2 separate regions of the Homo sapiens genome follow, and region 1 is linked to region 2. Evidence: chromatin loops called from intact Hi-C (ENCODE). Cell type or tissue: ascending aorta. All regions are shown on one strand.

What was found. Peaks named below come from ENCODE experiments on the same cell type or tissue, not always from the same donor. Only the 100,000 strongest peaks of a DNase experiment are listed, where the experiment ranks them.
Region 1: it touches region 2 in a loop (2.8-fold over the local background); 24 of 110 quality-filtered maps call a loop at or near these places.

What each region holds. Positions count from the first base shown.
Region 1 is chr16:83,221,977-83,229,976 of GRCh38, reverse strand. The region is part of intron 5 of CDH13 (cadherin 13); the gene reads right to left. Among named protein-coding and RNA genes, the nearest start is that of CDH13-AS1, 170 kb to the left of the region's middle. In ascending aorta, no CTCF peak of the experiment used is centred here; no DNase peak of the experiment used is centred here.
Region 2 is chr16:82,259,293-82,267,292 of GRCh38, reverse strand. No RefSeq gene overlaps it. Among named protein-coding and RNA genes, the nearest start is that of MPHOSPH6, 93 kb to the right of the region's middle. RefSeq lists an enhancer at 6,694-7,193. In ascending aorta, a CTCF peak has its summit at 3,586 (motif pointing left); DNase peaks (open chromatin) are centred at 3,182 and 3,582; H3K4me3 peaks cover 706 bases; H3K27ac peaks cover 942 bases.

The DNA.
Region 1 (8,000 bases), 960 kb before region 2:
ATTGTCAAACACTGACTATCCAGTCACACGAATGTTTTACATGCTAAGCCATCATTTAACGAGGATGCGACTCTCCAGTTTGCTATTACTCTAGTCCAGCTTCAGAGTGTTTGGTCTGGCACACTGAACATGGCTCAGTTTGGTCCCACATGCAGAAACAGGAACGAGGATTCCTGAGTTAAAGAATATAAGATAGTCCCTCATCGTGGGCCTGCAGGCTTTCCAACATGATTCCAGAAAAGGTGGATTTTACTTAAAGGAGCCTATTATGCAAACATCTGCACCTTTGGAAGAAAGAAAAATACGGAAATGATCTCTTTTACTACCTAATGCCTCACTGGGAGAAAAGATACGCCTTCTGGATAATAAAGATCTTAAAACAGATACCAATCAAAGAAATCAACAGCTAACAGCTCTGGCCAACTGTGTTTAATAAATTTTGAGAGAGCCCACTGATAAACCCCCGTAGAAGAAAAAAAAAACCCTCAAAATTTAAAATTTTAAGAGAGAATATTTACTTGGCATGGAAATTATGCCAGACTAAATGGGGAGAACGAGTCAGTGCATAAAATGCTCCCCAACCCTCTACTTGTGAATTAAAAAATAAAGGTTTTCTGGTTTGCTATGTGTAGAGGGAAACTTGAAGGCAGAGCTCCAGGGAAAGCAAAGTTTTCTCTTTGATCTCTTTTCCCCAGTGCCTGGTAGTGGGGCCTCAATAAATGAATGCATTTTTGAATTAATTTCTATTTCATGACAATTTGAATGTTATTGTTGACTTGCTCAAATAAATCTTATCTTCTTGAAATGCAAATTGGATGTCACTCCCTTCCTGAGAACCCTCTGAGGCTGAGGCTTCCTTAGAGTAAAATCCAAGCACCTTATCCTGCCCTGTGAGGCCCGGTATGGCCTGCCCTCCTCCCACAAGTCCGCATTCCTGCTACTCTTTTCATCCCAAGGTATATTTAATATCTTCACTATGAGTTTGGACTAATCCCATTCACTACCCAGGTCTTCTTGGGTGAAAACTGCATCTATCTGATGTGTGTCACTCTGGCTTCAAAGACCCAGAGACAGAACTCACTGTCTCCCATTCATCCCCTGCATGTCAACCGGATCAGTCCCTGTAAAATCCAAATCTGATCATGTCACTTTCAGCCTAAAATCCTCCATCATTTGTCCCTTTCGCCGCAGGAGTATCATGTCTAAGCTCACTCCTTAGCATGCGAGTCCCACCTTTGCTCCTAGTCAAGCCCTGCCATGGCCCCACCCTCGTCTGCTCTAAACTGCACGCACTCCGCTGGAGGTGCCATTAAATGCTTTCTTCCATCAGCTGTTCTCACAAAACCCTTCCTGCCCCGTCCGCGTCTCTGTCTCCTGTCATTCCTCATTCTTGAGAATTTGCTTTGACCTCATGTCCTTCCGAAGGCTGAACCTGTAACATGACCCTCCTCACAAGATAATATAGTCGATTGTTGCAAATCATTGCCCCAGCTAGCGTGTGGACTTTACAAGAACAGTGATAGTGTCCCTTCCTTCATCTCTGGTGCCCCAGAGATGAAGACAGACTTCTTGACTATCCAAACCTGATGAATACTGAGCAAACAAACCATGCAATAATTTTAGACCCTCTGAGTGGCCAACGCCATGCAAGGAGCCTGCAGAGCACGGCCCTGCGGACGTGTGGGGACTGTCCTGTGCACAGCAGGATGTGGAGCAGCATGCCTGACCCACCAGATGGCAATAACAGCCCCAGTTGTGACAACTAAAAACATATGCAGACACTGCCAGGCATCTGCTAGGGGACTGAAGCATCCATGGTTGAGAAAAGCTGTCAGGGGTACATGAGAGATAAGGACAGCACTCATTCCTGCCCTCAGGAGACTTTCCATCTGGCCTCCCTTCTCACGGCCCCTCCCAGGAGGGCCTTCCTGGACCAAGCAGTGTCTCCCACCACCCTATATCTTTTATCGGCTCCGTGTCTATTCCCAGCACTTAGGGCCACCTGATCGTCACATACTCACTAATGCCTGTAGATTGACAGAGCTCCATGAAGCAGGGATTTGGTGGTTGTTTGCTGCTGTATCCCCAGCACTGTGAAATAGTGGCTAACACAAGTTGGGTGCCAGATCAATGTCCTTTGAATGAATCGGCCCCCAGGTTGAGCTGAATCCCTTTCTGATGGAGCTGCCGAGTCTGCACTGCCTGGCGTGGACGCTGGCTCTATGGTCCCCAGATGCTCCCCTGTTTTCCTCCACTTCTCTAGACTGGAAGAGAAGACTCAGCTGGCCAAAAAGCATGCTCCCCCACGTGCTTTTTACCTGGGGGTTTTGCTCACAGGTTATCCGTATTTCATATCCAGAGCAGTCACGCATCTGCTTCAATTAAACAGGAAGCAGTGGGCAGGCCAGAATCGAGATGGGTAACACGGAGGTTGGCTGGCTTCCCAGCATTGCATGACGACATGGGACACATTTGCCTTTATTCCCTGATCATAGGCACCACCAGCTTCCAACCTGCTCCACAGGAACTCAGCCCCCATCACAACATTATTCCCCAGGTATTTCCTGGGAGGCCCAAGGCTGGCTTCACAAGGGCCCCCTGATCAATGTCAGCTTCCATACCATGTGCCAACTGCTGCTGCCTCCTCCCTTATCAGGACCACTGCGGGAGATGTCACCACGGTGACCCACCCCTGAAGACCAGCACTTCCCATGCCACAGTGCTACAGGTGTCAGAGGGGGCCTCTCTTTCCAACTGTGTAATCCTTGGCCACCTGTTCCCATAGCTGTGGTGCTTGCATCCGGGTTCTGACCCAATCGTTTGTGATCAATTTAATTAGCTTCTGGCCTTCACTTTCAATCTTGCAGTCTTTCGTAAAACATGACTTCAATCATTTTCTGTTCTCGAACCCAAGGGTCTTCAACACACTTCAGGGTCCCAGCGTAGGAGGACAACCTGTCCGTATCCCCTCTTTCGCTCCTCTGTCTTCCAGTCCACACCACTAATGCACTTCTTCTTCCTCTCCCTTCTCATTTTTACCAAATAAAAATAAATATCTTTATGCTGATAGCTGAAGGCATATAGATGGCTAATGGGTGGCGGGAGCTGGAATGGATGGTCCCCCACCGTGCCCCTGCATTTGGGGATCTGGTCCCAGAGTGTCACTCACAATGCTCGTCATAGCCAGGGAATCTCAAGTCCTGGGAGTCTGAGCAGTTGCCCCGTTATTTAACTTGTTCCCTGTAAATTCGCTGGGCTGCTGGGCTGGACAAAATGGGTCTAAGGCTCTTGCAGTCCCAATGTATTGCGATGCTTCCGCACCTTGGGAAAGAAAATGCCGCCAAGTAATTTGAAGAATCAGCATGATGAAGTAGACCTGGTTGTAGTTAGACAACTAAAACAGAAAAAAAAGGGTAGCCATCCTGTCATTTATTCATTCCATGGATGTGTGCTAAGTACCGAGTGTGGGCCAGGTGCCACAGGTGCAAAGACCAGTGTGGGGGTGGAGAAGAGAAAATTAAGGAATGTGGGGTTCTCCCACCTGCCAAGATTCAAGTTGAACCTCTTCTGAGGAGTTTGTGCTAATGAAGTTCAGAGAAAAATATGTTTCCATAGCCCTGAGTGAGGAAGCAGCTTTGCTTAGTGGACCAAATAAATAATCAGTCAGAAGCAACTCAGCAGTCTAATCCAGGTATGTAGCTGCCTCCACAAGGTCGTTTAACCTCTTCATGCCTCAGTTTCGCCAGCTGCACCTGACAGATAAGGCCGGGTTGTAATAAAATGAAGTGCTTGGAAATACGAAGAGACGAACTGGAAAAAGTCAGGTGGAGGTGATCAGAGGTGCAGGGGTAGGGAGGGGCTGTGAACAAACCTCGAATTATTTTTTCACAAGCACTCAGAAGACAAGCGTTTGTTTATTAAATTCTGTTTCTCAGAATTCCTATTTTTAAGTGTTTGTGTCCAAGGAGGCATTAGAAAGCAGCCTCAGATGTTTGCTCAGAGTGAAGCAGTTGGGAGAAATGAGATCTTTGACTTTTATTTTGTGTTAGAAACCCCTGCATTGTCTCGCTTGATATTCAAACACACACCTAGCTGGTTGGTATCATTATATTAATTCCTAATTATGAACGAACTGGGGTACAGACAAGTTATAGTAACACAACAGTTTCTCAAACTTGGCTTCACAATGGAAAAACTTGGAGAATTTTATAAACATACTGACACCTGGTCACACTCTGAGACATCCTGATTTAATTGGTTTGGAGTGCAGCTTGGGCATTCAGGGTTTTCAAAGCTCCCCAGATGATTCTAAGGGCAACAAAGTTCAAGAACCACAAATGCTTTGTTCAAGGTCACAGATCTACTAAGGCAGATAAAGCTGGTTCTGCCGACCCCAAGGCTAATTTCCCCTATCAGGAATTACATCAGCCTGTTCCAACTCCAATCTTCTGAGGACATCTTCATCTCTGGCTGAGAAACAAGCAAACACGCAGTAACATGGCATTTAACAGTCATCCAAAGTCTAGGCAGGATGCAGCAAGGAAGCCTGGGACAAATTTGCCTGGCTCTCAGGTGCCACTAATGAAACAAAAAGAAAGCAGTTTGGAAGAGTTGGAATTGGATGGAGAGGGCTTTCAAATGGCACACCGGAGCACCAGGAGAAATAAGCACAGTTGAGGCACATGTTACCCCACCAGAACTGTAACGAAACAGGTTCAAAGGTCATCTTCATCAAGGCCAATTAGTGATCAGGTCAGCTGCCATGATGTTAATACCCAAGAGTGTGATTATTTAGACCTGTGTTCCTCCAACTACAGTGAGCGTCAGGATGACCTGGTGGGCTGGCTAAAACCCAGATGGAGAGACCCACCCCGAGAGTTTCTGATCCAGCAGGCCTGGGAAAGCACCTAACAATTTACATCTCTAACAAGTTCCCAGGTGACGCTGTTAGTCTGGGGCCACAGTTTGAAACTGCCCAGTGAGATGATTCCCTTTTACAGAGAGTTACTGACATTCAACTGTTTACCTGCTAGCTGCTCCCTCACAAGTGCTTTCAACTCCATTGTACTTGCAGGGAGCTTAAACTATAAAACCGATATGTGGCAGGCTGGCTCCCAATTCCGGAACACTTACTAAGTGACTGGGCTGAGTGATAAACACCCACTAATGATAACACTGTTAGGAGATGATACTGTAATCTCACTCTCATTCTAAAAATGAGAAAACAGAGGCTGAGAAGTAACTGGCTAAAGGTGTCAGAGTATTAGAATGAACCATGAAATTGCCAATGTTCACCTCTTTTTCACCTGTAAGAATGGCAATTTCATATGGTTCACGTGATAGGAGAGTCGAGATTCTTCCCTCCGTAGGTCTGGCTCCAAAGCCTGGGCTTTTAACCCAAATCCTTTGTTTTGTCCCACTCAGGGCTCTTGCCTAGGTCACATGTGTGTTATTGATTGATAGGACCCTAATGATGACAGAAGTGAAGATCACAGGTTTGAGAACACAGTCTCCTAGGTGTAAGCCTGTTACCTGCCTTTGGGCAACTAAGCTTCTCACTGACAGGCTCTCACTTGGAACAAAACTGCACTCCAGCAGTCCCACTACTGAGTATCTACACAGAGGAAAAGAAGTCATTATACGAAAAAGATACTTGCACACACATGTTTATAGCAGCTCAATTCGCAATTGCAAAAATATGAAACCAGCCCAAATGCCCATCAATCAATGAGTGAATAAAGAAACTGTGGTGTGTGTATACATACATATATATATGGTAGAATAGTACTCAGCCGTCAAAAGGAGTGAATTAATGGCATTTGCAACAACCTGGATGGGATTGAAGACTATTATTCTAAGTGAAGTAACTCAGGAATGGAAAACCAAACATCATATGTTCTCACTCATAATTAGGAGCTAAGTTGTGAGGATGCAAAGGCAAAAGAATGATACAATGGACTTTGGGGACTTGGCAAGGGGGAAGAGTGGGAAGGGAATGAGGAATAAAAGGCTACAAACTGGGTTCAGTGTATACTGCTCGTGTGATGGGTGCAGCAAAATCTTACAAACCACCACTAAAGAACTTACTCATGCAACCAAACGCCACCTGTTCCCCAAAAACCCATGGAATTAAAAAAATTGCACTCATGTCATCACAATGTGGTAGATGACAACCACCACTCCAGTCCTCTGGCAAGCGGACTTTCCTGTACCAGGGAGCTGGAAAAACTAAAAACTATGTTGACCCAGCTCTCTTGCACCTAGAGTCCTGCTTACGGTCTAGGTTCTTCCTGCAGATGCACCAGCGTGAGACTGGATGGAAGTGAGTGGCGGGAGGCCACAGCTGTGCTTTGCAGATCAGAGGTTCTGAGCTTGGCAAAGTCACCTGGCTCTTTTAGGTAACCCAAGCAGGGCTGCCACATCCAGTTGTGAGCATCAGAGCAAAGTGGCAGGAAGAGCCAGCAGCGACCTTGACTCTTTGCTATGGTTGAAATGCCTGTCACCTCCAAAACTCTTGTTGTAATGTAATAGCCAATGTAATGGTGCTGGGAGGTGGGGCCCTTTAGAGGTGATTAGAGCATGCGTGTTCCACCCTCATGGGTAGGTTTGATGCCTTAATTTAAAAGGCTTTCAGGAATAGGTGCTGTCTTTTGGCCCTTCCACTTTCTGCCATATGAGAATTCAGCCTTCCTGTCTTCTGGAGGGTGCAAGGTGCCAGGCACCATATTGCAAGAAGAGAATGGCCTTACAAGACACCAAACCTACTGGTGTCTTGACCTTGGATTGTCCATCCTCTAGAAATGACAGCCAATACGATTCTCTTCTTTATAAATACCCAGGCTCCGATATTTTGTTACAGCAGTACAAAATGGACTATGACACTTCTCTCTAACAGTGGTTCTCAATTTTGCCCCTTATAGGACAACTGGCAATATCAGCAGACATATCTGATTGTCCAGATTAGGTGTGTGTGTGGGTGGGGGGTGGTGGTACTGGCATCTAGTGGGTAGAGGCCATTGGTGCTGCTAAGCCTCCTACAATTCACAGGACAGCCCCCCATAACAAAGAATCACCCAGCCTCAAATTTCAATAGTGCCACTGTTGAAAAACCTTGCCCTAGAATAGTTTCATATGTGGGTATTTCCTGTAGCACCACCTCATCTGGCCTTGTCAGCTAGGTTACTTGGCACTTTGGGCAATCCTAATGGCTACCTGTACTCTTTAATAAATCTCTTCCTTTGTAAACTAGTTGGAGGTGATTTTGTTGACTGCCACCAAGAACCCTGGCTAAGAAAGGTAGCAATGGGGGAGACCAGAGTAGAGGACAAAGAAGACTTACATAGCATGTCCCTACTAGTGAGGGCTGGGGTCCTTTCCAAGTACAAGTCTAATCAGGTGTAGTACAATCCCATCAAGGTAATATGTGCATCATTTGTTCATAACATGAACGTTTTTATAACCAGGTTAATCACTTAAATAACTCTCTAATATGGGTACATCTATATCTCCCAATCGTCTTATAAGCACTGACATTATGATACACCTATTTCCGCATGACGGCAGCAGCTTTCACTTTAATGTGTATTCTGCCAAATTGTCATGGAGCTACAGATGGGTTAGAATAGGGGTAGAGCCACATTAACAAAAGAAAATATATGAGCAAGGATACCTCTGAATGCCAGTTGTATTTCAATTTTATGACAACATTCTTGACCACAAATTCAAAACTTGACCAAGAAATTGGCTCAAAAAAGAACAAGTTATATAGTATGAAATGTGAGCAAATACTCAGAAGGTGGCAGTGAGGTCCTTTCCATGTTCTGAGGCCAGGAACACAGGTGGTTCCAGTTACCTGTTCTAGAATTGAGTGTGATAGACGTATCAAGGTTATCTTTATGAAGATGAGATGAGACCATCATCTGAGTATTTGGCATGGAGCCTTGGCACACTGTAAATGTTCAAGACATGTTCACCCCAACATTAATAGTAAAAATACATCT
Region 2 (8,000 bases):
TCAGAATGGGGAATAATAGAGAGATAAACACGCTACAGTCCCTAACTCCATTCAAATGTACAGGCTGGTGAGAAGAAAGGCAAGACTCACCACAATGATTTTAGCTGGCAGTACTTTCCAACCGAAAGGAACTTGGAATAAAAGGGTATAGGGTATTAATTATGTCTTTTCAGGTTGATTTTGTCATGACGCCACTTGAAGTCAGTCAAAAGAGTGAGGATTTTTGCTGAACACAACTCAAGTCACCTCAAGTCTAATCAATTGCTTTCCTGCCCATCAGGGTACCACATTTAAGCAACTGCTGGGGGGAGAAATAGATAGAGAGGGGGCTGGGGAGGATGGGGACTTAATGGGATCCATGATGGAGAACTAGAAAGGAAGAAAATGGCTAGGTCCAGGAAGAATCTGACACTAAAGAGGCAGTGTTTCTGCACATGGTTACCATCCCTTCAAATGCACCCTAGGGCCATGGCCCTCAACCTCTCAGATGCCAGCTTCCTGGAGAAGGGCCGAGCCCACCCTCTGTAAACCAAAAATAAAATTCTAAGCCCCCCTCAACCATCTGAATTGACACCCTCCTCTAGGCCAGGGTGCTCCAAAGTTAACCTGAAAAACTGGTCCAGGCAATGACGGCAAGTGGGGGTAGTGGGGATGGGGCAGGCCTCATGATGCCCTCCTCCCTTTTGGAATTCAGGAAAAACCGACCATTATTTAACATCAACATAGACCTTAAGTCTGATAAGAAACATTTACAATCTGTTCTCTCTGAAGCCTGCTACCTGGAGGCTTCATGTACATGAGAAAACTTTGCTCTCCACAACCTCTTATGTAACCCAGATATTCCTTTTCTATTGATAATAACTCTTCCAACCAATTGTCAATCTGGAAATTTTAAAATCTACCTATAACCTGGAACCCTCTCCTCCACCTCCACTTCAAGGTGTCCCACCCTTCTAGATCGAACCAATGTATATCTTAAATGTACTTGATTGATGTCTCACGTCTCCATAAAATGTATAAAACCAAGCTGTGTCCTGACCACCTTGGCCACATGTCAGCAGGACCTCCTGAGGCCGTGTCATGGGTGTGTCCTTAATCTTGGCAAAATAAACATTCTAAGTGGATTGAGACCTGTCTCAGATACTTTTGGGTTTGCACCTCTTTAGGTCACCCACAACAAAGCCCAGCAGCCTCTCTGGGGCATCACTAGGACCTGGTGGCCCAGTGATCTGAATCTGCATGTCTGAGCCTGGCTCAGTTTGTCTGAGACTGACAGAGATGAAGTTACTCATCTAAGTTTACACAACCTAGTAAGAAGAAAAGCCAAGATCTGAACCCAGGAATGCCTGACTCCCAAGCCCACGCTTGAATACTGAGAAAGAAAAGGAAAGAAGAACAGCATTCTCATGAGTTCTCAGTTTTTCTCAGCAGAATAAACCACACTGGTAAGTTAGGCTGAGCAAACGCCTAAGCATAAAAGGAAATGAAATTCTCAATCAGAAACAAAAAAGCAGAATTAAGTCTTATATCACAAAGAACTAGCCTGGAAAGAAAGAGGAAAGCCTCAAAATGAGATGGAGTATAAAACAACGTAAATGTTCTAAAACTCAAAAGATGTGTCGGCTAGGAAGGAAAAGCTAAAGACAGAAGATGCTGGAGGTCATTTGTGTGGGTTTACCTTTATCTTCATGGTAACTTCACTGCAATTCCTCTGTATCACTTGCTACAAGAAAAGGAACAGCAGACATTAAAAAGGCAAGAAAAAGGTTAAGTAGTATTTTCCTAGTGTGCATCCAAACATGATTAGGATCAGGCCTTTCCTAAAAACTAGAGTACCAAAATAAGATAAATAGTTTTTTTTTGTTATTTTGTTTTGTTGTTTTTATGGTTTTTTTTTTAACATATATTCAAACAAGAGGAAACAGGAGGATGCCAGAATTTGCAAAGCCAATCTAACCTGATGTAGCAGAAAAAAATCTTTGATTACACTAACTTGAGGTTAAACCTTAGAAGAACACATAATATAGGAAATGGGCAGTCCTAAAAGTAGCTGGAAAATGACAACATAAGTGATGTCGAAAGCTAAGGAATACTTCTTTCTGTGGGAGACCACGCTCAGGATCTAACCATTTTCCAAGCACAGAAGAGGCACTCTTTCTTGGGAACGCACCTTGTGGGGAATCACAGGGATTCCCTTCTTCTACCTCCCAACCCCCTAGAAGTCTCTGCCCTCAGATCCAGGCAGAGGAATCTGAAATGCTTACTTGGCTTCCCTCTTGGGACTTGCAGTCTCATTAAAAATGCAGAGAGAGCCTGGGAGGAAAGTAAAGCCCCATTAACTTGAAGGAGGACCATTGAAATTTCCCTGTGCACACAAGTCCTTGCCAGTGCGACCTTGGCCGTTTCCCGGCCTGGAAAAAAAAAAAAAAAAAAAAAAAAAAAGTGGCGACGGTCAAACTCTCTTTTCCATGGTTTGTTGTGAGAGCTCCAAGAACATGTGGAAACACATGGCACGTGGTAGATTCTCAATAGCACTAAGCTCTCCCTCCTGAAATAGAAAAGTGCGAGACACAGGGGAAGAAGTATAAGGGGGATAAGGGAGCAGAGGAGGGGAAAGGGTTGACTAGGGCTCCAGCTGCTCCTGCCCAAAAGGGAGCTACCAGGGAGCATCCTAAGTCAACTGTATTCCATGGCTGGAAGGTGGAGCCGGGAAAAAATGGGGAGCATAGAAGAGAAGTATCTTGATACCTCAACCCAATATAGTCATGTCTAGAAGGGAGACACTTTTCCCAGGGAATGTGTAGATGAGGTCAAGCTCCAATGAGAAGCTGTGAATTAACCATAATCTTCAGAGCCCAGAGCCTGGAGAGATGCTGATGGCACCCGGAAGTAGGAACTGAAGCTCTCCTACCCGTATTATCAGTAGAGCTTTTCCCTCTGTCAAATCAGAATCCTCTGGAGGGCTTGTTAAAGGACAGATTGCTAAACCCCAACCCAGCCTTTCTGATTCAGTAGATCTGGGGTGCAGGCCAAGAATGTGCATTTCTAACAAGTTCCCGTGTGATACTAGTTCTGCTGGTCCAGGGACCACACTTTTAAGAACCGCTGTGCTATACCTTTATTTAATATCCTTATGAGAGATCCTCAGCCTAAAGCTAACAGAGACTTTGAACAACTCCTCCTCCTATTGGCGCCCCTGCACTTGAGTTGAGACATTGTGCTAGCTGACGCCTGTGAGCCCTGCCAGCTCTGGTGTTCTGCGATTTTGCAAGGGTCTAACCAATTCAGTGCATTTACTGCTTAGCTCTGGGCTGGGAATGGGGAGAGAGCAGGCGTACAAGTGTGATTGAGCGACAAGGAGAATCTCCAAAAGACAGAAAGAGCAAATACTGCATTTTTTTCCTATTTCCCTAATTTTGTTCCATACTCTAAAGCACTCTCCTGACTTCAGCTAAGCTTGCCCTGGGATCCTGGGCTTGGCAGATATTTAAAATAAAGAATGAGCTGTTTGGCAAGGTAAAGTTTTCCTAAACGTCCTCCCCACCAAAGATTCTCAGCCCCTATGGCTGTGCTTCTGTGACTCAACAGTGACATCTGGTGGCCATGAAGGTGCATCCCAAGCCCTGATAACACCTGCTCGTGCTTCTGAAAACTACGGCACATACAGGGGATGCCCAAATTGCCGTAAATAAGCTCATTTATCAATCACATATAACATACCCCTACTATCTGCAAGCAAATTGTTCTCTTGGTTGAATGCGAAAAACATTAAAGTATCTGACTTCTATTTTAAATCTCTATTCATTGACCCATTTGAAAGGATACAATCCTTAGGAGGCTGACAACCCACTGTGGTTGATGCATCTTAACTAATATTCACATTTAAACTGTTTGGTTAAAGGAATGCGTCAAAGCATTTGGCAGTGGAAAAACAACACAGCCTAACTTTGCATGCAACAATTTGATCTAAGCAAATAAATAAGTTATTTTCATTTCCAGTTTAACGTAACAAGAATATTTCTACAAGATAATTTGCTTTCAAAAATTCTAGCTGTGAAGTTTAATAACAGAACATGAAGCTTCGTGTCATTTCATATTTATGCTCCAATCCCAGTTTTGACAGTTCCCATGGGCTCTGGACTGCTTGGCTAGAGATATTTTAGGCCATGTTTTCATAACAACAGGTAGAAAACGCAGCCCTAGAGCCAGGAAAAAATAAAGAGCCTTTAATAGGGTTTTAGACATGGGACTTGCTCACCTTTTTCTCCTCCTTGCTACCAGGCAAGTTTACAACTCAAAGAAATGGTCAAGTTTTCCCTTCCAGTCTCCTAAATATATGGTACTAGACGCCTGTTCCAAGCTCGCAGTGTCAGAAAAGTCCCTTCTCTCCCCGGATTGGCTAACAGCAATGGCAGCTAGCTGGTACTGATCAAGAGTTGATGCCATGCTGGGGGTTGTGCCCAAAGCATCATACGAAGCTGGCCAAATCTCCAGGGAATCACCAGGAAGGAAGAACTATGTGTATCTCATTTCACAGATGAGGTAATGGGGCCTAGCTGGTGAGGACCTTTGCACATGGTCTCACAGATAGCATGGGTTCTGAACCCAGACATCTAATTCCAGACTAGGATCAGCCCTGGCCAGGTGTGTCAGGGTGAATCTGACCCATCCTCACCTAGTCAAACCCTTCAAAGGGCAGCTTCACCATTTTCTCTTCCTGCCCTACATTTCCCACCACTCTCACACCCACAAACCCAGCCCCTTCCAATGGCATCAGTGCCTCTTGCCAGTGAAATCTCACCCTGCTTATCACTAGCCCTCCCACAGTCCACCCTTGCTTTAAGTGGGTGACATGAATGTTAAGCATCTTAAAGGCAAGACTCATGTCTAATTTGTGTCTATATTAATCCCAAGCGCTGGCACCGGACATTATAAGCAGTCAGCGGCCAGTACATGTTTGCAGGATGAACAGATGAATAAATGGACCTGGAGAAATGCACTTCCATGCTGTAAGAGATCCCTGGGGTCAGGAAGGGAGCTAATCCCATTGGAGGGCATGGACAGTGATGATGCTAACCCCCAAAGAGTGGACAGGGGAGTGGGAGCACAGGGAGGACATCTAAGGAATGTACTCAGAAGGCATCTCTATACCCAGGTTGTCACCAACAAGCAGAGTGATCCCACCACTGAACAAGACACCTTCAAGGCAGAGTCAGGCACTGCAGCATGAAGCCAAAACAGAGGACTCTGCAACCTTCCCCCTTTAGCCCCTCTGGTGGGGCATTTAGGAAATATACAGAACCCCCCTCTCTTCTCTAGCACAGAAGTACCACCACCCCTTTCTAGACTGTGAGCTCTTCGAAGGCACAGGCTGTTTGGTTCTCTGCTAAATCCTGGATATCCTTGACACCTAGAGGAGGTTCAATAGGTATTCTTAAAGCATTCAAGCCTTAATTTCAGCAGCCACTACAAAGCAGTGGTAAGGGAGAAATCTGTGTCATATCCAGAGCAACACCCAGAATTCCTCAGTCTTTTCTGAAACAGTGATGTATCCGTCTTCATATTTTGTAGATGCTAATTGTTGACAAGATGATTTGGTAGCTCAAAAAATTGGAACTGACACCGTCAACCTGTTTAATCCATTTACAATCTTTGATCATCAGTGCAAGGGACTTTGTCAACTGAGTGAGGCCAGTTTACCTTGTGAGGCCAGCATCTTGTTTCCTATTAGTGATGAGCATTACAAGTAAGTAGATTGGCTTAGCATGTTAAATAGCATCCAACAGCCCAGCAAAAATCACACGCTAATGTAAGAAAATAGAATCTGTGAAATAAGGAGAGGGAGGATTCAAGCCAATGCACATTTACTGAGCAAAAGTTTTGCTAACTAGCTTCGCCACCACTGGACTTGCTGCACCCCATCCTCCACAAATTGTCCAAAGTGATCTTTCTAAATGCCAATTGGCTCATATTGCCTCCCTGTTTAAAATTCTTTAGTAGTTTCTCCAATCTCTTTATCATGTCATCCCAGGCTGTCTGGAATATGGGCCTTGCATACCTCCCTAGCCCAAAACATCTCCCTTTCCTCACTCCACGATATGCTACACACACTCCCCCTGTACTCCAGAAGTCTCATGGTATGCATGAATGGCTGCAGAGTCTCTTTCAACAGGACCTTTGCACATGCTCCTCCCTCCTTTTGGAATAATTTCCTCTACCCTTTCACCTAGCTAATTGCTTCAGGATTTAGACAAACTGTTTATTGCATCCAAGGAGACTTCCCTAATGTAATGGGGTTAAATGGTGGTCTCTAAAAAGATACGTCTACATCCTAAACCCCAGAACCTGTTAATGTGAAAATAAAAAGGGCCTGTAGGGCCTGGTGTGATAGATCATACCTATAATCCACCCACTTTGGGAGGCCGAGGTGGGTGGATCACTTGAGCCCAGGAGTTCAAGACCAGCCTGGGAAACATGGTTGTATTAGTCCATTTTCATGCTGCTGATAAAGACATACCTGAGACTAGGTCATTTATAAAGAAAAAGAGGTTTAATGGATTTACAGTTCCATGTGGCTGGAGAGGACTTACAATCATGGCAGAAGGCAAAAGGCACATCTCACATGGTGGCAGACAAGAGAGAAGTGAGAGCCAAGCAAAAGGGGTTTCCCCATGTAAAACCACGGCTTCTCATGAGGCTTATTCACTACCAAGAGAACAGTATGGAGGAAACCACCGTCATGATTAAATTATCTCCCACCAGTCCCTCCCACAACATGTTGTAATTATGGGAGGTACAATTCAAGATGAGATTTGGGTGGGAACACAACCAAACCACATCAATGGTGAAACCCCAGCTCCACAAAAATACAGAAAAGTTAGCCAGGCATGGTGGCACATGTCTGTGGTCTCAGCTACTCCGGAGGCTGAGGTAAGAGGATTGCTTGAGCCTCGGTGGCAGATGTTGCAGTGAGCTGAGATCACGCCACTGCACTCCAGCCTGGGTGACAGTGTGAGACCCTGTCAAGGAACGAAGGAAGGAAGGAAGGAAGGAAGGAAGGAAGGAAGGAAGGAAGGAAGGAAGGAAGGAAGGAAGGAGGGAAGGAAGGAAAGAAGGCAGGCAGGCAGGCAGGCAGGAAGGAAGGAAGGAAAGAAGGAAGGAAGGAAAGAAGGAAGGAAGGAAAGAAGGAAGGAAGGTAGGAAGGTAGGAAGGAAGGAAGGAAGGAAAGAAGGAAGGAAGGAAGGCAGTCAGGGAGGAAGGAAGGAAGGCAGGCAGGCAGGCAGGCAGGCAGGCAGGCTTGCAAATGTAGTTAAGTTAAAGATCTTGAGATATGATCATCCTAATCTGAGTGGGCCCTAAATTCAATGGCAAGTGCCCTTGTAAGAGACACACAGAGGAGCGGCACAGGGAGAAGGAGGAAAGGAGCCATGAGACTAAAGTGATGCAGCCACAAGTCAAGGAATGATGCCAGGAACCACCAGAAGCTGGAAGAGAAAAGGAAGGGTCTTCCCCCAGAGCCTTTGGAGGAAGCATGGCCCTACTGACACCTTGACTTCAGACTTCTGGCCTCCAGAACTGTGAGAGAATAAATTTCTGTTGTTTTAAGCCAGCAAGTGTGTGGGAATTTGTTACTACAGTTCTGGGAGACTAATACACTCGACCTTACCTTCAGAAGCTCCCTGTTCTGTGCTACCCCAACTCTGCACACACTCCTATCTCTGTCTTTTTTGTATGGTTTTGTGATTGCTATTTGATTTTGTTGCCTTCCACACCAGACCCTGTGCCCAGAAGGCAAAGATTTTATCTTCTGTGCTTTCTGCCATGTTCCAGCACTTCCTTGAATGGTTCGCAAGGCTGTCAGCAGGTAAAGAGCAAAAATGACCAAGAGTCTAACTTGATCTTTAAAATCCCCAAATCGACCACAAATGTCTTCTGAGGACAAGCCTATAAGTTCCCCCCTCTTGCCCCCTTGCTCAAAGCTTCTCTTGATCCTCAGTTAA